Linked DNA regions of Homo sapiens: all the other regions are linked to region 3. A link is an interaction called in ENCODE POLR2A ChIA-PET data of the cell type or tissue named here. Cell type or tissue: A673. All regions are shown on one strand. Each heading gives the region's core, and the rest is flanking DNA. Links, peaks and the distances in the headings are about the cores only. Region 1 overlaps RDX (radixin). Region 2 overlaps LINC02732 (long intergenic non-protein coding RNA 2732). Region 3 has its middle 70 kb from the start of ZC3H12C.

The links. ChIA-PET counts read pairs that join two places held together with the same protein. Peaks named below come from ENCODE experiments on the same cell type or tissue, not always from the same donor. Only the 100,000 strongest peaks of a DNase experiment are listed, where the experiment ranks them.
Region 1: POLR2A ChIA-PET joins it to region 3 with 15 read pairs; 2 of 35 experiments call an interaction of 5 or more read pairs at or near these places.
Region 2: POLR2A ChIA-PET joins it to region 3 with 14 read pairs; 3 of 35 experiments call an interaction of 5 or more read pairs at or near these places.

Annotation. Positions count from the first base shown.
Region 1 is chr11:110,276,801-110,285,306 of GRCh38, forward strand. RDX (radixin) reads right to left here. Exons shown (of 14, transcript NM_002906.4): 2 at 2,881-2,956. The coding sequence starts at 2,892. Among named protein-coding and RNA genes, the nearest start is that of RDX, 16 kb to the right of the region's middle. In A673, for the core only: no CTCF peak of the experiment used is centred there; no DNase peak of the experiment used is centred there; H3K27ac peaks cover 1,683 bases.
Region 2 is chr11:110,358,818-110,367,323 of GRCh38, forward strand. LINC02732 (long intergenic non-protein coding RNA 2732) reads left to right here. Exons shown (of 4, transcript NR_135100.2): 2 at 7,544-7,717. Among named protein-coding and RNA genes, the nearest start is that of LINC02732, 8.0 kb to the left of the region's middle. RefSeq lists a silencer at 4,087-4,381 and an enhancer at 4,441-4,962. In A673, for the core only: no CTCF peak of the experiment used is centred there; a DNase peak (open chromatin) is centred at 4,284; H3K4me3 peaks cover 1,332 bases; H3K27ac peaks cover 5,459 bases.
Region 3 is chr11:110,018,791-110,027,296 of GRCh38, forward strand. No RefSeq gene overlaps it. Among named protein-coding and RNA genes, the nearest start is that of ZC3H12C, 70 kb to the right of the region's middle. RefSeq lists enhancers at 3,269-4,468, 3,878-3,937. In A673, for the core only: no CTCF peak of the experiment used is centred there; a DNase peak (open chromatin) is centred at 5,111; H3K27ac peaks cover 2,963 bases.

The DNA of each region.
Region 1 (8,506 bases), core at 318-8,317, 260 kb after region 3:
TCCTAAAAGCACGGAAACCTGAAGATGAGTTAATTTTGAGGAAAAATCTGACATGAAGTGATATAAGACTATCACTTGTAGTGAATTAATTTATTCCACTTCACGTGACTATTCACTCATTAAACTATAGAAATACAAATGTTTTAGAGGTGATGCCATAGACCTTGATGGGAGTTTCATGTTATAATGACATATGCACATAATATATCGTATATTCATCTTTCTAAAATCCAAAAACTTCCACATTCTGAAACTTATCTAGCTTCAAGAGTGTTTTCTCCACAAGGCAAGTTCTATACTTCCAGAATCTTTAATGAATCAACAACACACAATTGATATCCAACTGCATATAATTTTGACTCTTTAAGGAACAATAAACACTCTCCACTCAATTATACTGGCAAAGAGTTTTCCAAAGTAGCTGTAAACGTTCACATTCCTAACAAAAATACAATAAAGTCGCAGCTGCTCCACATCCATATCTACACTGGATTATTACCAGTCTTTTTTTTGTTGTTATTTTTTGTTTTGTTTTTTTGAGACAAGCCTCACTCTGTCACCCAGGTTGAAGTGCAGTGGTGCGATCTTGGCTCACTGCAACCTTCGCCTCCTGGATTCAAGCGATTCTCCTGCCTCAGCCTCCCAAGTAGCTGGGATTACAGGAATGTGCCACAATGCCTGGCTAATTTTTGTACTTTCAGTAGAGATGGGGTTTCACCATGTTGGCCAGGCTGGTCTCGAACTCCTGACTTCAAGTGATACTCCCGCCTCAGTCTCCCAAAGTACTGGGATTACAGGCGTGATTTACCATGCCCGGCCTACCAGTCTTTAATATAGCTTCTTTTGTGAAATATCTGCTCAAATATTTTGTCCACTAAAAAAAAAAAAAATCTGAGTTGTGTTATTATTCAACTGTAAAAGAACTTTATATGGCAATTATTTTCTCCCACTGTCTTGCCTTTATATGTTTTTATTGCTGTCTTTCAAGAGCAAAAGTTTTTAATTTTGATTAAGTCCAACTTTTTCTTAATGGTTCAAATTTTCTGTGTATTACATAACAAATTTTCGCCTACTCTAAGATCACAAAAATTTTTTCCTATGTTTTCTTCTAGATGTTTTACAGTTTGAGCTTTTGCATGTAGGTCTATAATCCATTGAGTTTATGTTTGTAAATTGTGAGACAACAGTCAATGTTCATGTTTTTCTGTATGGATAACCCTTTGTGCCAATACCATTTGTTGAAAATAATTATAGTTCTCCAGTAAATTGTGTGACACCCTTGTCAAAAATCTAATGAATACATATGTGTATATGTGTGTTGGTGTATTTTCATTTCACCGATCCTATTAATTTATTCTTTCACCAATACCTCAATGTCTTATTTTAGTGGCTTAAGAATAAACCTTGAAATCCAGGAGTGTAAGTTTTCTTTTTTTTTTAATTGCTTTAGCTACTCTGTACACATTTTGGCATATCCATATATTAATATATTTTAGAATCAGCTAGTCAATTTTAATCAAAGAAGACTGCCTGGATTCAACTGATTGGAACTGAATTTCATTTACGAACACTTTTATGGAGAACTGACATCTTATAAAGATCTCTATACATATTTTATAGTTCTCTATGTATTTAAATCTTTAATTTCTCATAGCTGGTTTTCAGTGTAGAGATCTTGCACAGCATCTGTACATTTATTACTAAGTGTGTCATGTTTTTTAATAACTAAATAACCAAACTAGTTTTATATAAAAAAGGCCATTGATTTTTTTTTAATACAATCTTGCATCTGGCAATCTTGCTAAATTCAGTTATTGGTTCTAGTATTGTTTTATAGATTTATGAGGATTTTCTACAGAAACAATCATGTCATCTGCAAATAGGAAATTTTCTTTTTGATCTTTATGCCTTTTTTTAATTCTTCTCTCCCTCTAACAATGCATACTTTGCGACCTGCTGAGTCTTTAAGTCATTCTGAAGTGTTATCCGTGCTAGAAAATCCCAAAAATGATAACTAATGACTTTCTTTAAAATTATAATTGGCCAAAAGAAACATTCAAAAAAAAAAAACAACTCACTTTATTAGATTAAGAAAAGAACATTTACACCTTAAGAATAAAGGAATCCTTAGTCAAGAAGAACCAAATAACTATAAAACTAAGTAAAATAATCACATGTGTACCCTTAAATAAAAAAAATCTAAGACTATATAATATCAGTATGGGTAACACTTGCATCTAAACTACAATTATGAGAAAACTAAAATGCATAGATCTTCCTGACCTCTCATTATTTCCTCCCATTTAACAATGTTACCATTTACTGGGCACTAAATATATATCAGATTCTTCTAACCCTTACCATACTCCCTTGGGTAACTAATTATATCCCATTTTATATGCAAGGAAATTAAAAATTGGACAGATTGAGCTAAATTAACAAAGGTCACCCAGATTGGTGGCAGAACCAAGGTAACAACTAAGACAGTTTGACCTTAGAACTCATGACCACATAATACCATAGTATTATGGTCTGGCCAACATGGTGAAACCCCATCTATACCAGAAATACAAAAATTAGCCGGGCATGATGGCAGGTGCCTGTAATCCCAGCTACTCAGGAGGCTGAGGCAGGAGAATCACTTGAACCCAGAAAGGAGAGGTTGCAGTGAGCCGACATGGTCCCACTGCGCTCCAGCCTGGGCAACAGAGCAACACTGTGTTTCTAATTAATTTGGCCACATTAATCTAAAGAGAAATAACAGTAGTATCAGTGCCTTTTTCTTCCAACAACTCTACCAACATTCTTTGTCTTGTTCCAAAACGAATTTAATGATATCTTATTATTGAGACACTGTCAAATGTAATAAAATACACTTACTGGTTTCGGCATTTTCTTTCTCTTTTTGTTACCTTCTTTAAAAATTCTCCACTTCAATGAATTCTGTTATCACTTTCTGTTAAAAAAAAAAAAGCATAATCTATTATCTTTTTATATAAGGTTTCTATTTTAACTATAATTTGTGTAAGATATAAATTAAAATATTTGAAAAGGTGGATTTAAAGTAACAAGGAGTGATTTCATTCTCATTTTCAATATCTTCTACTAGCATTGCACATTCCCTAAGAAGACTGAAATCTGAAGATTAAAAATACCACACATCTCAAATAACATGTTATAAACACACTGATCTAACCAGAAGTTTTAATTACAGACAACAAAGAACAAGGAAACATCACTGCTTAGAGCCCAAAAGCTTGCTCTCTGAGTCAGGTTCATCTCTGTATCCAGGATGTTAGAGAAAGGAACAATAAAAGTGAAGACAGATGGATTCAGACTCTGAAGAGCTTAAGAATACTTATTCAATGTTTTTTTTCTGTACTGCCAAAAACAAAAGGAAATTCTGATTAATGTAATCTACAAAAAAATGGAAGAAACTAATTTTTTTTTTTTATTTTTTTAAAGATGGGTCTCATTCTGACATTCAGGCTGGAGTACAGTGGTAACACCACAGCTCACTGCAGCCTAAACCTCCCAGGTTCAAGTGATCCTCCTGCCTTGGGCTCCCAAGTAGCTAGGATCATGAGCACGTGCCAACATGCCCAGCTAGTTTTTTTATTTTATTTTTTTGTAGAGGCAGGGTTGCCCTATGTTGCTCAAGCTGTCTCAAACTCCTGGCCTCAAGCAATCCTCCCAACTGTGCCTCCCAAAGTGCTAGGATTACAGGCATGCGCCACTGCGCCTGGCTTATTTTTTCTTCTTGTAAATTTGAAAATATGAATGGAGAAAAATATGAATAGCTTATTCACCCAATGTGTATGAAACAGGCAAAGCTCTGCACACTAACAACCTGCATTCAGCTAGCACAGCGGCTCACATCTGTAATCCCAACACTTTAGGACCTGTAATCCCAGCTCTTTGGGAGGCCAAGGTGAGAGGACTGCTTAAGCCCAGGTGGCTGAAGCTGCAGTGAGCGGTGATCACACCACTGCACTCCAGCCTGGGCAACAGAGCAAGACCCTGTCTCAAAAACAAACAAACAAAAAAATGTTATTGATTGCTGTTTAAGATGCCATAACTAAGGCTGGGCATGGTGGCTCATGCCTATAATCCCAGCACTTTGGGAGGCCGGGGCGGGAGGATCATTTGAGGTCAGGAGTTTGAGACCAGCCTGGCCAACATGGTGAAACCCCATCTATACCAGAAATACAAAAATTAGCCGGGCATGATGGCAGGTGCCTGTAATCCCAGCTACTCAGGAGGCTGAGGCAGGAGAATCACTTGAACCCAGAAAGCAGAGGTTGCAGTGAGCCGACATGGTCCCACTGTGCTCCAGCCTGGGCAACAGAGCAACACTGTGTTTCTAAAAAACAAAAAAAGAAAAGATGCCATAACTAATAAAAGAGAAATTCTCTAAGTTGTAATAAAAATGAAATTTAGGTAAGGCCATTTCCCTAAATTCTAGTCAATCACAAGTAACTGATTACCAATAAACCTCTTCAGAGGAAATTTCCTCCTGAGATTTTTTTTTTTTTTTTGAGATGGAGTCTCACTCTGTCGCCCAGGCTGGAGTGCAGTGCTCGCAGTGGTGCAATCTTAGCTCACTGCAACCTCTGCCTCCTGGGTTCAAGCGATTCTCCTGCTTCAGCCTCCATAGCTGGAATTACAAGCGTCCACCACCACACCCAGCTAATATTTGTATTTTTAGTAGAGAAAGGGTTTCATCATGTTGGCCAGGCTGGTCTCAAACTCCTGAGCTCAAGTGATCCGCCGGCCTTGGCCTCCCGAAGTGCTGGGATTACAGGCATGAACCATTAGGCAATGAAATTCTGCTGGAGGTATAAACCCCTCATTTCTTAATTCTTATCATTTCCTAGCTTATTCCCATCTACACTCACCTACCTTCATGAACCTAAATGTATTTCAGTCCAATTTTTAAATTCTATACCCTCTTTTCATCCCAACTACTATTACTGCCTTAGTTCAGGTCTTATCATCTCAGGTCTTGATTAAAACAGCCTCCAGGCCAGGCGCGATAGCTCACGTGTGTAATTCCAGCAATTTGAGAAGTGGGAGGATCACTTGAGCCCAGGAGTTTGAGACCAGCCTAGGCAACATGGCAAAACCCCATCTCTATCAAAAAAAAAAAAAAAAAAAACCAAACAAACAAAAAAAAAACGAGCCAGGCATGGTGATGGAAGGAATGCTTGAGCCTGGGAAGTGCAGGTTGAAGTGAGCTGAGATCACCAATGCACTCCAGCCTGGGTGACAGAGCAAGACCCCATCTCAAAAAACAAACAAACAAAAAATGACCTATAACCTATTGGTTCAGAAAAATTGCTTCATCTCACATTTCATAGAACAATTTTATTCAAATTCTTCACACATATATAAGACATGTGTGTCTGCATCAAAACTTTGGCCATTTTTTGAATCATAATAGTTGTTTAGATTACATAAGCATTTTTTTGAATCAGTAATACAATCACTAAAGGTTTTATCCTAAGCCAAAATGGCTTGTCCTAAGTTACGTGGGCAATAAATGGCCAAACTACAAGTCTTTTGACACCTAGCATCCAGAGTTCTACAACGTATCAGCCTGTCTTCCTTTTTTTTTTGATATGAAAAGACTGCTAACTAATTTCATTTGTGGAAATATACCTGAAGAAAATATTAACAAATATGTATAATGATACAACTACAAAGACTCTAATTATAGTACAATTTATAAAAGTATATGTAAAACTGAGAGTTTAGCTAGGTCAGTCATGGTATATCTAAGGATCCACTAGATCACAATGCAGCCTATCAAAATGTTATAGAAAAATACTAAATGACATAGGAAGATATTCACAAACCACTAAGTACAAAGGCAGGTATTAAACCCATCCATAGTAGCCAGGCATGGTGGCTCACACCTGTAATTCCAGCACTTTGGGAGGCCAACGCAGGAGGATCACTTGAGGGCAGGAGTTCAAGACCAGCCTGGGTAACACAGACAGATTGTGTCTCCACAAAAAATAAAAATAAACCAGGCATAGTAGAGTGCACATGTAGTCCTAGCTACTCAAGAGGCTAAGGCAGGAAGATCACTTGAGCCCAGAAGTTTGAGGCTGCAGTGAGTTATGATCATGCCACTACAACCCAGCCTGGGCAACAGGGCAAGATTCTGTCTAAAATGTAAAAAATAAAACATTAAAAAAAAATCCACAGGATATCATCACTTTTTTTAAAAAAACAAAGGAATGAATGAAAAGACCAGAATGATTATATTCTAAAATATTAAGAGGCTCGAATAATTAAAATGAAATCTGTAAACTTGTAAAATGAAAATGTAGAGGTTTTGTCATAAACTAATTTCTTTTTTTTTGGAGATGGAGTCTCGCTCTGTCACCCAGGCTGGAGTGCAGTGGCGCGATCTTGGCTCACTGCAACCTCCGCCTTCCAGGTTCAAGCGATTCTCCTGCCTCAGCCTCCCAAGTAGCTGGGATTACAGGCGTCTGCCACCATGTCTGACTAATTTTTGTATTTTTAGTAGAGACAGGGTTTCACTATGTTGCCCAGGCTGGTCTCGAACTCTTGACATCAGGTAATCTGCCTGCTTCGGCCTCCCAAAGTGCTCACAGATGTGAGCCACCACACACACCCGGCCTAAAAAACTAATTTCTTACGATGAAAAAAACAGAATTATTCTAAATAAGTAAACTAAAGTTGGACTCATAACTTCACAATACCATTTAATAAAATGTAAGTAAGTTAATATTTTTTTCAAAAAGAAAGGAGAAGCAGTGGCTCCTACTTGTAAACCCAGCACTTTGAGAGCCTGAGACAGATGGGCTGCTTGAGCCCAGGAGTTCAAGACCAGCCTGGAAAACATAGCAAGACCCCGTCTCTATGTTTTTTTAAAAATAATCTAAAACAAACAAACAAAAAGACAGACTTGAAAAAAATTATAGTTTTGGAAGAATAACATAATATGACTAAGAAAGATATATAGGTTATAATAAAAACAGATAAATATATTTTATTTTAAATCTCTACATAGGTAAAATAAATACCAAAATAAAAAAGAGTAGAAAAATTTGCAACAGTATAATAAAGCTGTTATGCAAAGTAATCAAATGGTTAAATATATAAAGATATTGCTCAGATTCCACTCAGTAAACACTTCAATAAGAAACTTCACCAACAAAACTTACGTTAAAAAAAACACACAAATGTTCTACTGATTAAAACTACAAATGTTTTACCAATGATATACTCATTAAACTAGCAAAATAAATATTAATTACGCATGCTAAGGTTGACGAACAACGTTGGTAAACAAGTAGGTAAGTATTGTAGGTATCACCAGATATTGGCTCCACATTTCCAGAAAGTAGAGAGAGAATACATAACAAAAGCTACACAGCTTTTTTGAATGTGAAATTCTGCTTTTGTAATAAATCCTCCAGAAGATATTTCTCCCCCCAAACTAAATATAAAAGAAAGTAATCTGTATCAAGATATTCACAGCAGCATTCTTTACAATAGCCAATGATTACAATCACCAAAGTAATGTTGATACTATGTGATAACATGGACTTCTCCAGGGTTGTGGGGGTTTTTTATTTGTTTTTTGGTATTATTAAAACAAACTGTGTCAACATTTAGATAAGGTTAAGTGGAAAGGCAGAATATGTAACTACCCATCCATCAACACAGAAAAACACAGGTATTATTATTATTTTTTTTTTTTTTGAGATGGTCTCGCTCTGTTGCCCAGGCTGGAGTGCAGTGGCGCGATATCGGCTCACTGCAAGCTCTGCCTCCCGGATTTACACCATTCTCCTGCCTCAGCCTCCCCAGTAGCTGGGACTACAGGCGCCTGCCACCACACCCGGCTAATTTTTTTTTGTATTTTTAGTAGAGACGGGGTTTCACCGTGTTAGCCAGGATGGTCTCGATCTCCTGACCTCGTGATCCACCCGCCTCGGCCTCCCAAAGTTCTGGGATTACAGGCGTGAGCCACCACGCCCGGCCAACACAGGTATTATTAAAAAGGATGTCTGAATACACAGAAAGTTAGTACTTAACAGAGTTTTGTTAAGTTTCTAATTTTAAAAATCAGAGACAGAGATAAGAATTTTAAAAACATATTTCATGAAATTGCTTATACATATCTTTCATTAGCTTCTACAACACACAGATGTAAAAATTCTACCTTAAATTTTTCAGGACAAAGCTATGTATAAATGCTATTAAAACCTATGTTTTTACACCAATTTAGTGATTAATGGAAAATATTTATATCAAGAGAATATTGTTGCCGGGCACGGTGGCTCATGCCTGTAATCTCAGTACTTTGGGAGGCCGAGGCAGGCGGATCACGAGGTCAGGAGTTCGAGACCAGTCTGGCCAACATAGTGAAACCCGGTCTCTACTAAAAATACAAAAAATTAGCTGGGTGTGGTGTGTGCCTGTAATCTCAGCTACTGGGGAGGCTGAGATAGCAGAATTGCACGAA
Region 2 (8,506 bases), core at 390-8,389, 340 kb after region 3:
TAATTCTCCTGCCTCAGCCTCCTGAGTAGCTGGGATTACAGGAGCGTGCCACTATGCCCGGCTAATTTTTGTATTTTTAGTAGAGACGGAGTTTCACCATGTTGGTCAGGCTGGTCTCGAACCCCTGACCTCGTGATCCGCCCACCTGGGCCTCCCAAAGTGCTGGGATTACAGGCGTGAGCCACCACGCCCAGCCCTAATTTTTCTAAAAATTATATTTAAAATTATTATTTATAACTTTAAATAATGTACCTAAACTTCCATTTCTAAATTTATTTATTTAGACAGAGTCTTTTGATTCCCATTTATATAAGAGAGTCCACCTCTCAATTGTGTGTGTGTGTGTGTGTGTATATTCATGGTTTACTATGTTTACATTCTGCTCTGTAATTATAATTAAGTCTTCTGAGGATTAAAAATGAGAATCCTGAGTGGAAGTGATCCTTCACTCAGCACAGCGGTAGGCACATAGGTTTTCTATAATTGACTCGTATGGATAAACCCCATGTGGAAGAAAAAATAATCTTTTTTTTTTTTTTTGAGACCGAGACTCTCTCTGTAGCCCAGGCTGGAGTGCAGTGGCACGATCTCGGCTCACTGCAAGCTCCGTCTCCCGGGTTCATGCCATTCTCCTGCCTCAGCCTCCCGGGTAGCTGAGACTACAGGCGCCCACCACCATGCCCAGCTAATTTTTTTTGTATTTTTAGTAGAGACGGGGTTTTACTGTGTTAGCCAGGATGGTCTCGATCTCCTGACCTCGTGATCCACCCGCCTTGGCCTCCCAAAGTGCTGTAACTGCAGGCGTGAGCCATCATGCCCAGCCAAAAGTAATCTTATTTAATGGAAATTTTCCAGCTCAGATGAGATTCTTCTAAGCTTCAAGGTCTAATGGATCCTTGCTTCAAGGTCTAATGGATCCTTCCTTCAAGGTCTAATGGGTCCTTCCTTCCTTCTCTCCCTCTCTTCCTCCCTTTGAAGCTTCCTTTCTTTCTTTCCTCCTATTTTCCTTCTCTCCTCCTTCCCTCCCTCCTTTCCTCCCTCCTATTTTCCTTCCCTCCTCCCTCCTACTTTCCTTCCCTCCCTCCCTCCCTCCTACTTTCCTTCTTTGTCTTCTTTTCTGGTTTTCTCCATTTCCTGCGGGTTACATTCAAATGGTATGTTTCTTGTTTTCTTTCTTGGATGGCTTTTAATTTGCTAGTTTTGAACTGGACTCAAGCAATCCTCATGCCTCAACCTCCCAAGTTGCTGGGACTGCAGGTGCACCACCATGCCTGGCTTGTATTTTGTTGGAATACTTTGAATTTTTGTTTTGATTTGTATAAGAAGTAATATTCCGGAATTCCTGTCAGTTTAAATATGTCTTTATTTAGCCCTTACATTTGATTGATAGTTGGACCAGGCTTAGATTTCCAAGATTTATTTTTTTCCCTTCAAAACTTTGAAGGCTGTCTGCCAACAGAATGTAAGATTCATGAAGGCAAGATTTTTGTCTGTTTGATTCACTGATCACTGATGTCTCCCAAAGATATAGAACAATGTGTAGCACACGATACACTCAATATATATTAGTTTTATTAATTAATTATCTTCCAGTGATTAGTATTGCTGAAAAGAAATTGGATGACAATCCAGTTTCTAATTGGCATGTGTAGGCTGCTCTGTGACTGAAGAATTTTCAAATCAGCTTTATACCCTTCAGGAAAAATCCCTTGTGATTGGATGTTTAGTATCTGCCAGAAAACTGGTACTCAAGATGTTGAAGCTACAGTTATTTTATGATAGCACACTTCCCTTGATCTGCTTATTTTTATTCCATCACCATTTACCCCTTTTTTAAAATTTTGTAGCCATTCTTATGATGCTCTTGATTTGTTGGTTACAAAAATCAATTTTATTAAAATCCAAAGATTACAAGTCTTTAGGTATATTTTGTACCAAATTAAATTAGAAGACAAAAATTACGCTTTCATAGTTGCTACAAAGGTAAATAATGGAGAGATTTGGTACAAAGCAACAATATATATATATATAGAGCTAATAAAATTACCTGAGGAGTGTAATGTTTGTTTTTTTTTGTGTATATCTTTGAAATCTATTTTATATATAGACAAAAGAGACTGTGAAATATTTAAGCAATGCAGAATACGTGACCAGACCAGAGCATGTGTAGGAAGACTTTTTGGTGATCATTAACTCTACCCTGAAATGATGGACTACAAGTTATAATGTGTGTTACCTACACTTCAATCAGTAATATTAGCAAATCTCCAAATGTTAGTCACATTGGTTTGTCTCCCTTGTACATTCTTTATTCATGATATTACAGTGCTGTAACTGGGTGGTCCTTTTTAAACAAAACATTATTTGCAAAACAGAGGGTATTATTTGTTTTTAAAGGTTTTGTGAATAAAGACTTCAAAATATTTTCTTATAAAAAAAAGAAATTGGATGACAATCTTATTATTGTTTTCTTTCTTTTTTTTTTTTTTACCTTCTAGGGTTTTCTTCGTATTCTGAATTCTACAATTTTATCAGGATATCTTTTTTTTTTTTTTTTTTGAGACAGAGTCTCTCACTGTCGCCTAGGCTGGAATGTAGTGGCGTGATCTTGGCTCACTGCAACCTCTGCCTCCCGGGTCCAAGTGATTCTCCTGCCTCAGCCTCCTGAGTAGCTGGGATTAGAGGTGTGTGCCACCACACCCGGCTAATTTTTGTATTTTTAGTAGAGACAGGGTTTCACCATGTTGGCCAGGCTGGTCTCGAACACATGACCTTGTGATCTGCCCACCTTGGCCTCCCAAAGTGCTGGGATTACAGGTGTGAACGACTGCGCCCAGCCCTTTTTTTTTTTTAGACAGTCTCGCTCTGTTGCCCAGTTGGGGTGCAGTGGTGCAATGCCAGCTCACCGCAACCTCTACCTCCTGGGTTCAAGCAATTCTCCTGCCTCAGCCTCCTGAGTAGCTGGGATTACAGGATTACAGGATTACAGGTGCATGCTACTGAGTCTGGCCAATGTTTGTATTTTTAGTAGAGATGGGGTTTTGCCACGCTGGCCAGGCTAATCTCGAACTTTTGACCTCGGGTGATCTGCCCATCTTGGCTTCCCAAAGTGCCAGGATTACAGGTGTGAGCCACCACACCTGGCCTTACCAGGATATCTTTAGCTCTGTGTGTGTGTGTGTGTGTGTGTGTGTGTGTGTGTATGTGTGTGATGTGTATGCATATTTTTCCTCCCCTTGCTTAAAAATTGGTGAGATTTCAATCTAAAACCTTTTTTCTTTTCTTTTTTTGAGACCAAGTCTCGCTCTATCACCCAGGCTGGAGTGCAGTGGTGCGATCTCAGCTCACTGCAGCCTCCATCTCCTGGGTTCAAGCGATTCTTGTGCCTCATCCTCCTGAGTAGCTGGAACTATAGGCGTGTGCCACCACACCCAGTTAATTTTTGTGTTTTTAGTAGAGATGAGGTGTTGCCATGTTGGCCAGGCTGGTCTCGAACTCCTGGCCTCAAGTGATCTGCCCACCTCGGTGTCCCAAAGTTCTGGGATTACAGGCGAGAGACACCATGCCTGGTCCTAAAAACTCTTTAGCACAGGAAAATTTTATTTTCTGGATTATTTATTTTTCTCCACAGTCCTAAATACATTCTAAAACCACATTTTTATAGGTATTAGATTTCTCAGAGTTAACTTCTACATATTTTAATTTTCTCTCATATTTTCTGTCATTTTACTTTATCTTTCAGGTAATCAAATTGATCTTCGGTTGTGTCTGTATTATTGTTTAGTCATCCCTTTGAAACGTTTATTTTTAGTTCCTAATAACTCTTTTGTGTTCTCTGATTGCTACTTGTCATAGCAAACTGTAATTAAGATTGTAGTACGCTATAAATTCCTGATTATCCTAATTAGCATTGTTACTAGTATTGTTTTAAATACTAATTTTATTAATTTGTTAATTTAGGTGTTTGGAATATGATTGATTTCGTGTGTGTGTTAATTAGGTTTTTTTTTTTTTTAATTATTTTCCCCTGCTTGGATTATCTTTTTCCTTTGGGTCAGTTGTTTTGTTTTCTAAAGCTTTCACTTTTGTATTGTTTTTCCTGAGAAGTGTGGTGTTCTCTATTGTCTATTCATTTGAATGAATTCAGAACCAAACAAATGCCTTAATTTAGCACAACCAGCTTGTGTGGGTTTCCTCTTCAATTGTTTAGGTTTGTTTCTCCAGGAAGGTTTTCCCTGAATAGAATGACTGGCACGAGTTCTGTGTAAGTAGGCAGGACTTTTGGACAGGAAGGCTTCCCTGTAGGTTTCCTGTGGGCAGAGTAGGCAAGAAGGCTGGGGAACCTGAGCTTCCCCAGGAGGAGGTAGAGACGCATTTTGAGTTTGATTGTTTCCCCTCTGAGTTTATAAATGTAGAGATTCAAAGTTTCTTCAGTTATCTCCTTTTAAGCTACAAGACCCTCCGGAGGAACACTCTCTCTGCCCTTTCTTTCTAAAAAGCAGTGCCCTGGCTTGTAGCCCGAGGCCAAAAGTCTCAGCTGCCTAGCTTTGTTTACACAGGTCACAGGAAAGGGGCCCAGCTGTCCCAAGGCACTGAATCCAGTTCTTTAATGAGGCCACTGTTGATTGCCCGCACGGCCCATCATTGTATTGTTGACCAAGTGAGGAGTTTCTCTGGGCCCCCTTGGGAAGACACATACTTATTTCCTGTGCCCTGGCCTGCAGTTTCTCATCAGTTCATCCATCTGCTTTGTATCTTTTAGAAATTTCCCAAAACTCTTGTGTGCTGATGACACTCTTTCTTGTTTCCTATTGCTGTTATTCACTCATTTTCTTTAAAGAATATTTTCTGTCACTTTTATGGGAATGTGGAAGATAGAAGAGGTAAATACATGTGCTCATCCACCATTTTGTGTACAAGCGCACACACACAGTACACATACATGCACAAGCACACGCACACACACACGCAATACACATACACGTGAAAAGCAAATACAGTAATGCATCCAGTTAATCCTTTGGGGGAAAGGCAGATTCCTATTAATATAAATTATCAGAATACAATCACTAGATCTCTCAGTTGGTTCCAATGTTTTGCCCAGGTTATGCTTATTTTAAAAATTAATACTCAGCAATGTGTCAGAAATTACAGCTATGAAGTCTGAAAGTAAAAAAAATTACAGTGTCATTTTAGAATTATTTTACAAAATTATCTGTACCTGAAAAGGAAGACATGGTCACTGTTGCTAGTGTCTTCCCAGTCCCTTTACCTTGGGATTTTGACTTGAGTACCTCGGTTCCTCAGTGAATATGAGGGGCAGCTTGCCAAGGCATTGTTTTAGGCACAATTTTGTAAGAAGTGCTGCTGTTCAACTCTTATATCCTCTGGACACATAAATGCCATTTGGAGTCTCCTAATTCAAATTCCCATCCTTACAAATTCCTTAAAGAAGTGTTTAACTTAAGACAAAAACAACCACAGGCCAGGTGTGGTGGCTCACGCCTGAAATCCCAGCATTTTGGAAGGCCAAGCCATGAGGATTGCTTGAGTCCAGGAGTTTAAGACCAGCCTAGGCAACATAGTGAGATCCCATCTCTAAAAAAAAAAAAAAAAAAACCCAAAATTAGCCAGGTGTGGTAGTGCATGGCTGCTGCAGTCCCAGCTACTCAGGAGGCTGAGGTGGGAGGATTTTTGAGCCCAGGAGGTCAAGGCTGCAGTGAGCCAAGATGGCGACACTGCACACTGGCCTGGGCAACAGAGCGAGACCTTGTCTCAAAAAGGAAAAAAACAAAAACAAAAACAAAACAAACAAGAACAAAAAAACACAAACATTTTGATTGTAAGAAACAGAACCCAAAATGTGAAATGAGCAAGGTGCTCAAAGCTAGGAAATCTGAGGCCAGATCTGAGTTCTACTACTCACTAACCTGTGGTCTTGGGAAAAGGATTTACGTTTTCTAAACCTCCATTTTCTGAATTTTAAATTGAAGATAATAATAGTACCTACTTCATAGGATGGTTTTGAATATTAAGATAGTATACATAAGTCCCTTAGCACATTACCTGACACATAGTATGGGCCTCATTAGATATTAGCATTATCATTAATATCTGCAAATAATTCATATTTATATTACAGAGCAGTTATGGAATAAATATTCAATTCCTTCTTATTTTTATATTCATAAAATATAGAGAAATATTCCTTACTTCCTAGTTCCACCTGGATAGTATTATTTTGGCTTCTTTTTTTTTTTTTTTTTTTTTTTGAAATGGAATCTCCCTCTGTCGTCCAGGCTGGAGTGCAGTGGCACAATCTCGGCTCACTACAAGCTCTGCCTCCTGGGTTCACGCCGTTCTCCTGCCTCAGCCTCCCAAGTAGCTGGGACTACAGGCGCCCGCCACCACTCCTGGCTAATTTTTTTGTATTTTTAGTAGAGACGGGGTTTCACGGTGTTAACCAGGATGGTCTCAATCTCCTGCCCTCGTGATCCGCCGTCTCGGCCTCCCAGAGTGCTGGGATTACAGGCGTTCTGTTTTTTTACCCGGCCTGTTCTTTTTTTTTAGATAGTAAAATACACAAGACATAAAATTTACCATGTTAACTCTTTTTAAGTGTACAGTTCAGTGACATTAAAAATACTTTTGGGCCGGGCACAGGGTCTTGCTCTGCTGCCCAGGCTGGAGTGCAGTGGTGTGATCATGGCTCATTGCAGTCCTGACTTCCCAGGCTCAAGTGATCCTCCCACCTCAGCCTCCCAAATACCTGGGACTACAGACACATGCCACCACGCCTGGCTAATTTTTTGTAGAGATGGAGTTTCGCCATGTTGCCTGGGTTGGTCTCAAACTCCTGGTCTCAAGTGATCCACCTATCTTGCCCTCTCAAAGTGCTGGGATTAAAGGTGTGTCATTCTTTTTTAAGACTGAAGAATATTCCACTGCATGTGTACACCATGTTTTGTTTATCCACTTATCTGTCCATAGGCACTTGGGGTGCTTCAGCTCTTGGCCGTTATGAATAAGGCTGTTATGATACAGGTGTATAAATATTTGGTCAAGTCCCTGCTTCTTTTTTTCTTTTTTTTTTGAGACGGAGTCTCGCTCTGTTGCCCAGGCTGGAGTTCAGTGGCACGATCTCAGCTCACTGCAACCTCCGCCTCCCCAGCTCACACCATTTTCCTGCCTCAGCCTCCCGAGTAGCTGGGACTACAGGCTCCCACCACCAGGCCCGGCTAATTTTTTGTATTTTTTAGTAGAGACAGGGTTTCACCGAGTTGGCCAGGATGATCTCAATCTTCTGACCTCATGATCCACCCGCTTTGGCCTCCCAAAGTGCTGGGATTACAGGCGTGAGCCACCGTGCCCGGCCCCTGTTTCCATTTTTTGGGGTGTACACCCAGAGGGGGAATTGTTGCATCACAGGGCACTGGCATTTAAATTCTCACTCTTCTCATTTGGTGTCTCACACCAGTTTGCATTCCTGTTTGAGCGAATTTGTAAATCACATACCATATTTGTTTTCTTCTCTGTTTCACAGATAAATATGCTGAGGCATGTTTTCAAGGAGGGGAGAGAGATTCCTTTTCCTCAGCCGGGCACAGAGCCAACCTGAAGTGTAGCACTGTGGTGACCTGGCGGGATCTGCTCTCCAGTCACTCCCGAGGGCCCTTCTGGGGACAAGGAGACTTTTCTGTGCGGCCTGTTGATTTGAGTAGGTATAGCCTTTCTGCTAGCCACCAGACACAGCTCTATAAGAATTTACTCTCAACTATCCCATGAATAAGAAAACACTTAGGGAGGCTTTTACCTATCCATGAATAGTTACTTCTGTTCAACAGTCCTACAAATGTTTTCGAATGCCTGAAGTGTGCCAGACATGTACTAGGCAACAGGGTTAGAAAAGTGTGGGAAGCTTGGTCCCTGGCCTGGAGAACTTTAGTTCAGTGGGGAGCTTACAGATATTCCCCCCATACCTTTCAGAGCATGGATGTTTACAAAGTTGTCAAAGAGTATTTTGGTGTGCTTTGGCAATGGTGGATCTAGTGTTGTGGGCCTTCTAAAAATATGAAATGATGAATTCACAATTAGTTATAAGGTTTTGAAAGGGATTAATACAAATGGGTGGGGTGGGGTGGATGGGAGGAAGGTCCTGAAATAGTTTTATTAACTTGGTAGTAAATAATTTCTGGATTTGAGGAGTATTAAAAGGATCCTTCACTCCCAAACCTCTCCCTCGATAGTCATATAATGAGATGCCTAAAGTTTCTGTCATTATTTTCATTCCACAGTTAAGAAATCAAAGGGGTTGGTGATATTAGAAATACTTGAGAGCCAGATAAGACTGAAGCCCATACCACCTTCAATTATCCAGGGCTTAAGAAGCCTTTAATGGGTCAGGATTGCAGAATAAACAAGCTGTTAAAAGATACCATGTTCTGGCAGCTGCCTGTAATCCCAGCTACTTGGGAAGCTGAGGCAGGAGAATCACTTGAACCCAGGA
Region 3 (8,506 bases), core at 411-8,410:
AAAGAACAGTAGGATAAAAGAAGACATGGGAAGAAAGATAATAAGCTTGGTGAATTAAAAAAAAAATTCTCACTGTGGCTACCAGATCTCTGTTAGTATAAAAGGTTATTAAGTGAACTGTTTAAATCAATATAATACCCCCCCTTACTTCACCTATCCAACCTATCTCAAAAAATGAATTTAAAATCTCATTGGAAATAACATTACTATAATTATTTGCTTCTATAAAATTCATTCAGTGATTTGACGTCTCCTTTATTTCCCATTGTAAATGGCCCTACAAGGTAATTTGTCTCACATTGATTAGACAATAATACATACACAACTTTACAATGAGTAGGGGGGAATGGAATCAATCATTCTTTATTTTTCCCCTCCAGAATAGTATGCCATCACCCTTTCCCCAAAATTCTACATATTAATGAGATTGAAATTATCATCAAAATTATAAACTAAGGCCCAGAGAAATTAAATGTTTTCTTGCCCGAGGCCATACAACAAATTTATGGAAGAGCTGGGGTTAGAATTCAGATTGTCTCTCAGTTCAGTGATACTGAGTTTTAGGACTCTTTTCTTCTCTTTGTAGGGATTTCTAAATGTCTTCCTGCTTTTTCTTCTTCTTAAACGAAGGCTTTGCTTTCTGAAAATCTACTATAAATCATGACAGCCATGTAATATCATGACAGATATGGAAATAAAATGCTTTGATTTTGCTATATTGCAGTTTGCCAGTGATTCCATCTGTGTATGAAAGGTGAAACACAGAAAACGCACACACAAATGAGCACACCAAAAAATAGGAATTATACCCAGAAAACCAAAAAGATGTTTTGAGCATATAACTTACAGCAACAACAAACCTAGGGCAAAGTGAGGCTTCTAAATCCAAAATTTTCTACCACTATTATCACCTTGTCAACTAGCGATATGGTTTGACTCTGTGTTCCCACCCAAATCTCACCTTGAATTGCAATAATCCCCACATGTCAAGGACGGGACCCAGCAGGAGGTAATTGAATCATGGGGGTGGTTCCCCCATGCTGTTCTCATAATAGTGAGTGAGTTCTCACGAGATCTTGTGGTTTTATAAGGGGCTTTCTTCATTTTGCTCAGCACTTCTCTTTATTGTTGCCATTTGAAGAAGGACATGTTTGCTTCCCCTCCCATCATGATTGTAAGTTTCCTGAGGCCTCCCCAGGCCTCCAGAACTGTGACTCAATTAAACCTCTTTCCTTTATAAATTATCCAGTCATGGGCAGTTCTTTGCAGCAGCATGAGAACAAACTGATACAACTAGTGATCATTTTTATTGCCCTCAGATGTGCTTAAGGTTTGGCAACGTCTGTGTTTTGCCAGGCATTTGACAAATTGGAACCAAGGAACCACTACCAGTTCAGGTGGGCTCCAATGTAAATTTCCAAATTGAAAGTCCCAAAGTAACATAAACTCAGAACCGCAATTTAAGGGCTCCTCTACCAAGCAAGCTAGATGGAACCTTAGACCCCGAGTAAATTATAACCTTCTTTTCAGAGATGTATGCTCCAATGCATCCTGGCAATATAGTGATGAAAAGCAAAGAATGCATTTTAAAGGAGAGAACTTACTTAGGAGGCATGATGTGTGGTGGTGAAGAGCACAAACCTTGGAGACACAAACTCTGTTTGTATTCAAATTCCAACTCTACTTCCCACTGGCTGCTGTCCTTGGGCAGAAGTTATTTAACATCTCTGAGTTTTAATAATGTCCCCTATTCAAGTGGTGGGTGCACTGAAAGCCCACACTTCACCACTATGCAATGTATGCATGTAACACAACGGCACTTATCCCCTAAACCTATAGAACAAACAAACAAACAAAAAACACAGCTATGAGATGAAGGTATTGATAGCACTTACATCAAGTACTTACATCATAGAATAGTTGTAAGGATTAAATTAATTGATATTTATAGAGCACTTAGAGTAAAACCTGGGACCTCTAAGTACTATGCATGTGTTTGCTAATAAAGAAAATGATCTCCCTGGTAGCATTTGGGGACTTCTTTTTTTTTTTTTTTTTTTTTTTTTTGAGATGGAGTTTCGCTCTTGTTGCCCAGGCTGGAGTGAAATGGTGCAATCTTGGCTCACTGCAACCTCTGCCTCCCGGGTTCAAGGGATTCTCCTGCCTCAGCCTCCTAAATAGCTGGAATTACAGGCGCCCACCACCATGTCTGGCTAATTTTTTTTATTTTTTTTTTAATTAGAGACTGGGTTTCACCATGTTGGCCAGGCTGGTCTAAAAACTCCTGACCTCAGGTGATCCACCTGCCTTGGCCTCCCAAAGTGCTGGGATTACATGCGTGAGCCACCTTGCCTAGCCCAGGGGACTTTTTTCAAGGAAGTTCTTTCTCCATAGTTCCTAAAGTACCATACATGAGATTGTTTTCTCCCACTTGTAAGACAGTTTGGAGAAAGTGCTCCTTTGTTCCACTTCAATGTGTAAATAAATGGAAGCCTAACAGTTAAAGCTGAGAGGCTGCCACTTTGCAGTTAGCCCCTGAGGTCAACACTAATCTCTTAAGGAAAAATGAAATAATCAAAGAAAAATACAAACCAGAAATAACAAAGTCTGTATGCAAGACATAACTTGAGACCTTGATCACGGCACTGATACTGATTAGTAATCAGGGCATTTGCTGGTGTCTCTCGTTCTTTCAGACATACTTTCAATAGGCCGAGTGTGGTGGCTCATGCCTGTAATCCCAGCATTTTGGGAGGCTGAGGTGGGCAGATTGTTTGAGGCCAGGAGTTTGAGACCAGCCTGGCCAATATGGCGAAACCCCATCTCTGCTAAAATTATGAAAATTAGCTGGGCCTGGTGGTGCATGCCTGTAATCCTAGCTATGTCAGGAAGCTGAGGCACGAGAACTGCTTGAACCCAGGTGGCAGAAGTTGCAATGAGCCACGATCACGCCACTGCACTCCAACCTGGGCGGGAGAGTAGGACTCTGTCTCAAAAAATAAATAAAAAAGATATACTTTCAATAAAAAGTAGGTTGTTAATTGTTGCTTCACAGATAACTGAGCTAATTCTAAGTGGGCAGTCCAAATGTTCCTACAAGACAGGTCAAGGGGGATTGACACATAGTGAACATTTAATGGATAAATAATAATAGCAAATACATATTTTGCATAAACCTTGTGTCAAGCATTTTTCTAAGTGCTCTACAGTAATTCTATAAGGTTATAACTGATTTTGTCTCCACTTTAAAGAGGAGGAGTATGAAGCACATAGGTTTACTAGATTTTCTAAGGTCACACAGTGAGCAAGTGTTGGAGCTGGGATTCAGACTGGGATTCTGTCTAGCTCCAGAGTCTATGCACTGAGCAATTAGGCCATGAATAAATTTAAGATGCAATTCAGAAGGACAAAGTGGCAGCCAAGAGAGTATGCTGCTTGGGTCTCCATTCAGCTGCAAGGAGTTCAACAGCTTCAGCCTTTATCTGTGCCTTCAGAATCTGCAAATTTTGAACTGAGGCCATGTTCTTCTTGGTCAGTTTCCCACCAATGATTATATGAGGAAGCCTGCTAAAAGCAGGACATCTCTAACAGGAGTCTTCACTCTGGAGCTCCTTGTTGGCTTGGCAGAGACCATCAGAGGGGCACAGCGGCCCCAGGCTCTCCCCACGTGATCCTGCTCCATCTCCCCTTTCCTTCCACAGGAGACAGATCAGCATTGCAGTCTGAAGGCTTCTCCTGTTCAATAATGCTTCCTTGCCATTTTTGCTTTCACAGATGTCACCCCCTCCTCCAAGAAACTTCTTGCACTGCCATCTCTTCTCAGCATCTACTTCTCAGAGGAAGTATCTGGTATTCCCAGTCAAGTATCTGGCTGAGATCTCACCAGTAAGAAAAGAATATGAAACTTCAGTAACAAAAATCTGAGCTGCAGGAGATAAGTCCAGACATGTCAGAGAGAATTGCTTAGTCAAGGGCAAGCAAGACACTAGCTGCCTCACTGTAGCATTAAACCTTTTGTGTCACATTGCTTTGCCACTCTGCTGACGAAGTCTTCATCTTCACTCAGGTACTGATATTAATCTTATGCTAGAATACCTGCTTTCCTTTTGTCATTTTCAACACAGTAAGAGGATGAAATCTGACTTAATTGTATAATACTGACATTTTGGCAGATGCAAATGCTTCCTACTCCCCCAGTTTTACCTGGAAGAGAATATAAAGCCTCATGCCCCATGCGACTCCATGACTGAGCTGACTTCTTCCCATTTAAAAGGCAGACAAAGCCCAGTGTGGTGGCTCACGCCTGTAATTCTAGCACTTTGAGAGGCTGAGGCAGGTGGATCGTTTGAGCTCAGGAGTTCGAGACCAGCCTGGACAACATGGTGAAACCCCATCTCTACTAAAAATACAAACTGAGGTGGGAGGATCACCTGAGCCTGGGGAGGTCAAGGCTGCAGTGAGCTGTGATCGCACCGCTGCACTCCAGCCTGGGGGACAGAGTGACACCCCATCTCAAAACAAGTAAAAAATAAAAGGCAGACAAGTGGGATTTTCACTAATCTTTTATGTTCAGGCAAAACTAGATGCTTTCTTAATTGACTTCCTCAGTAAAAATTATAAAATCATATGGTAGGAAGGAGAGAAAGATGAAAACAAGTCCAGGTTTCTCTACATGGATTTAGCCTCCTAGAAATAAAGACAGATGGCACATTATGGTCAAGTCAAAAGGCAGGAGATTGCTTATAATTTTTTTAACTTGTACGAATAAGTATTGTAGAAGCCATTAGGCAGATATACTGTAGAAGTATTTATACAGTAGATAAGCACACCACTATGTACAATAGTTGCATTAGTTAGGGCTATTTGTTTGTAAGCAATAGATAGCACTCTTTAACTATCTTAAAATAAATGTATCAGAAGGATGTGAGGTTCACAGAGGCAATGAAAGGCTAGAACCAGGAACAACAACAATGGCTTGTAGCAAGAACAGTATGATCAAGGAGCCCTGCTAGGATGGGATGGGAATCCAATTATTGTCAACATCATTGTTCTTCTGCTCAATATTTGAATTCCAAGGAGGGAACAGCAGATTGGCTTAGCTTGTATCATTTCCAACCACTGGGGAGGAGTAAACAGGACCCCTGATTATAGTCCCAACTGATGATACCCAGTGGGAAAGAGAAAATTCCTTAAAAGGAAGTCAGATAAGAAGGAAGGAAGGAAGGAAGGAAGGAAGGAAGGAAGGAAGGAAGGAAGGAAGGAAGGAAGGGAGGGAAGTGGGGAGGGAAGTGGGGAGGGAAGTGGGGAGGGAGGGAAGGAGATGGGGAGGGAGGGAGAGAGGGAGGAAGGGAGGAGGGAGGAAAAATGACTGTTGGACAGCCAAATAACTTCAGCTATTTAATAGTTTAGGTTACATTTCCCAATTTTTTTTTTTTTTTTTGAGATGGAGTCTTGCTCTGTCACCCAGGCTGGAGTGCAGTGTCGTAATCTCAGCTCATTGCAACCTCCACCTCCTGGGTTCAAGCGATTCTTCTGCCTTAGCCTTCCACGTAGCTGGGACTACAGGCGTGTGCCACCACATCTGGCTAATTTTTGTATTTTTAGTAGAGACTGGGTTTCACAATGTTGGCCAGGCTGGTCTTGAACTCCTGACCTCAGGTGATCTGCCCACCTCAGCCTCCCAAAGTGCTGGGATTACAGGGGTGAGCCACCATGCCTGGCCTCCCAATTATTACTAGTAAGCAAATTCAGTAAGATGCATATGATTTCTCCATGTGCCTCTCTCTATCTGCCCCTCTCAAGGCTAATCAGCCTTTGACAGAAGGCATACAACTGGAATAAAAACTTTCTTAGTACTATTGAATCAGTTCTTTGAAAGAGATATAGATAAACCAGAGTAACTTTTGAAGACGGGACCAGTACGGTGAGAGAATCTAAACATCATAATATCTAAAGAAGAGCTTAAGAAACTAAGAATATGTAATCAGAAGGAAAAAGTCTCAGAAGGCATAGAAAGTACAGATTAGCTGCTGTCACATGTTTGTCGTGTTTTGATGACCTTAGAGTTACCATCTTCCCAAATTGTTGATTTGGAACCTATGGGATTCAGAACCAATGGACAGATTCAGAAAAAAAATGAGAGAGGGTTGGCTCTGTCTTCACTGGGTATCAAATGCTGAATTGATTCCTGTTGGAAAGAAATAAAACAATATGGGAAAACTAAGAGGCAGTGTTAGCAAATTGTATCAAAAGAGAATTGAGCTAGATATGACAATGGCAACAATAATGGCTTTATTTTGAACACATAATACTAGGCACTATGTCATACTTTTAAAATATCACTGCCTCTCAAACCTTCTCACTCTAGGATCCTTAATGACAGAAGAAAAAGAATTATTACTTCCAGATCCCTGGAGACAAAAGAATTCATGGCAACAGTAAGATTGTTGGGAGTTCTTAGATTTTACATTAAAAAATCATGACACTTTTAAATTCTGCTTCATAAGACAGTAGTGTTTATTTTAGTTTTTATATTTATCTGCCTTTTGAGATAGACAGATATAGATAGGATATAGATATAGATTCTTAAAAAATATAGATAGGGTCTCGCTCTGTTGCCCAGGCTTGAGTGCAGTGGCACAATCATGATTTGCTGAAGCCTCAAACTTCTGGCCTCAAGCAATTTTCCCACCTCAGCTTCCTGAGTAGCTGGGAGGGCGGGTGGCGCATACCACCACACCTGGCTAATTTTTTAATTTTTTTGTGTTTTGAGACAGTTTCTTGCTTTGTTCCCCAAGCTGGTCTCAAACTCCTGGCTTTAAGCAATCCTCCGGCCTCAGCCTCTCAAAGTTCTGGGATTACAGGCATTGAGTATCATTTCCGACCCTTGAGGAGGTGTAAACATGACCCCTGATTATAGTCAGGGGTGGTGGCATGCACCTGTAGTCCCAGCTACTAAGGAAGCTGAGGTGGGAGGATCACTTGAGCCCAGGAGTTTGAGGCTTCAGTGAACCATGATTGTGCCATGGCATTCCATAAATAAATACAAATATATATGTATATATATTTTTTATTATATATCATATTTTGTAATATATAAATATACATTTATATTTACATAAAATTTTTTGAAACTCTGGGACCTGCCCTTCAAGAGCTGTATTTATCATATAACTTGTTTGAGGGGGCCTCTTGAAGCACCATTGCATAACTCTGTGGGTATACATACTCCAGTTCCTGAATGACAGCCAAATATTTAGGAAGAGGGTGTTTTTAATATAGTACTCTTCGAATAATATAGAACTCTTTGAAGATAGAAACTTGTACACAGAGTGACTACTAGGTTCCCAAGGATGATTTCAAACCAAGGATGATTTCAAAATCAATTGGATTTAAGTCTACTCCTTCAATTTCCCCAGCAGAGGCACCTCTATCCCTCAGAATTATCCCAACTCCTAGGATGTGAGGAGTGAACACTCAACTGCTATAGGGTAGGGCAAAAGGTAGCAAAAGGTCAAGGACAGGTAGATGCTTTAAATAGACAACCATTTAAATGTCTATCCAAATGGACAACCCAACAGATAGAAGAAATTAACTAGTTCGCTGCTGAATTAAATAAGCTCTAAGTCCTAAGCTCTATGTCTCCTATTCCTACAGTAGACACTAATATATTCAATGTACTTTTGTCAGTGAGCCTGGCAAAAATATGGCACTTATTAAATTATTCAGTTTTGAGCTGGAAGAAATCTTAAGGCTAATTTAGTGCAGCCTCCCTCATTCTACAGTTGAAAGAACTGAATCTCTATAAACGTAAGTTGCTTGCTGAAGATAACATGGATTTAGAACTGGGCTGGACCCTTTTATTCCCAATTGAATGTTCTTTTTACAGTGACAAGGCAAGCTGTCATGGAAAGAGAAGCTTTAAAATGGTACACACAAGTGCATCACTTTTCTGGCCTTGTGACCTTGGGCAAGTTTCTAATCCCTTTGAGCACCAGTTGTCTCATCTGTAGAGTGCGAATGATCATAATCTTCAATGGATTCTTCCAGGGACTTAAAGAAGTAATGCTTGCAAAGGAACTAGCACAATGCCCAGCATATGGAATTTGCCTATGAAAATACTTTTGTTCTCCAATTTCCAGCCCTTCTTGTTGGGTTGTTTGCCAAGTCCTCCTGCTGATACTGCACCCATGGTATTAGGAACAAGAGTGGACTTTCCCCTCCTCTTTATAAATTATACAACAGAGAAAGGGGGAGGGGAATGCAGTGAAATATTAACAGTTGAGGAACTGGATGAGAGGAGCCTGGGAGATCTTTGTACTTGCAAATGTTCTGTTTAAGCTTGAAACCATTTCAAAATGAATTATTTTTCCATGGAAAAATAAAATGGACACCTCCACATGTTGCTTTCTTCCATTCCAAAGCCCAATTGCATAGCAACTGGACTGAGGTTTTCAACCCCAACGTGTAATGTAAACTACATATTAGTAAGCTCACCCTTCCAATC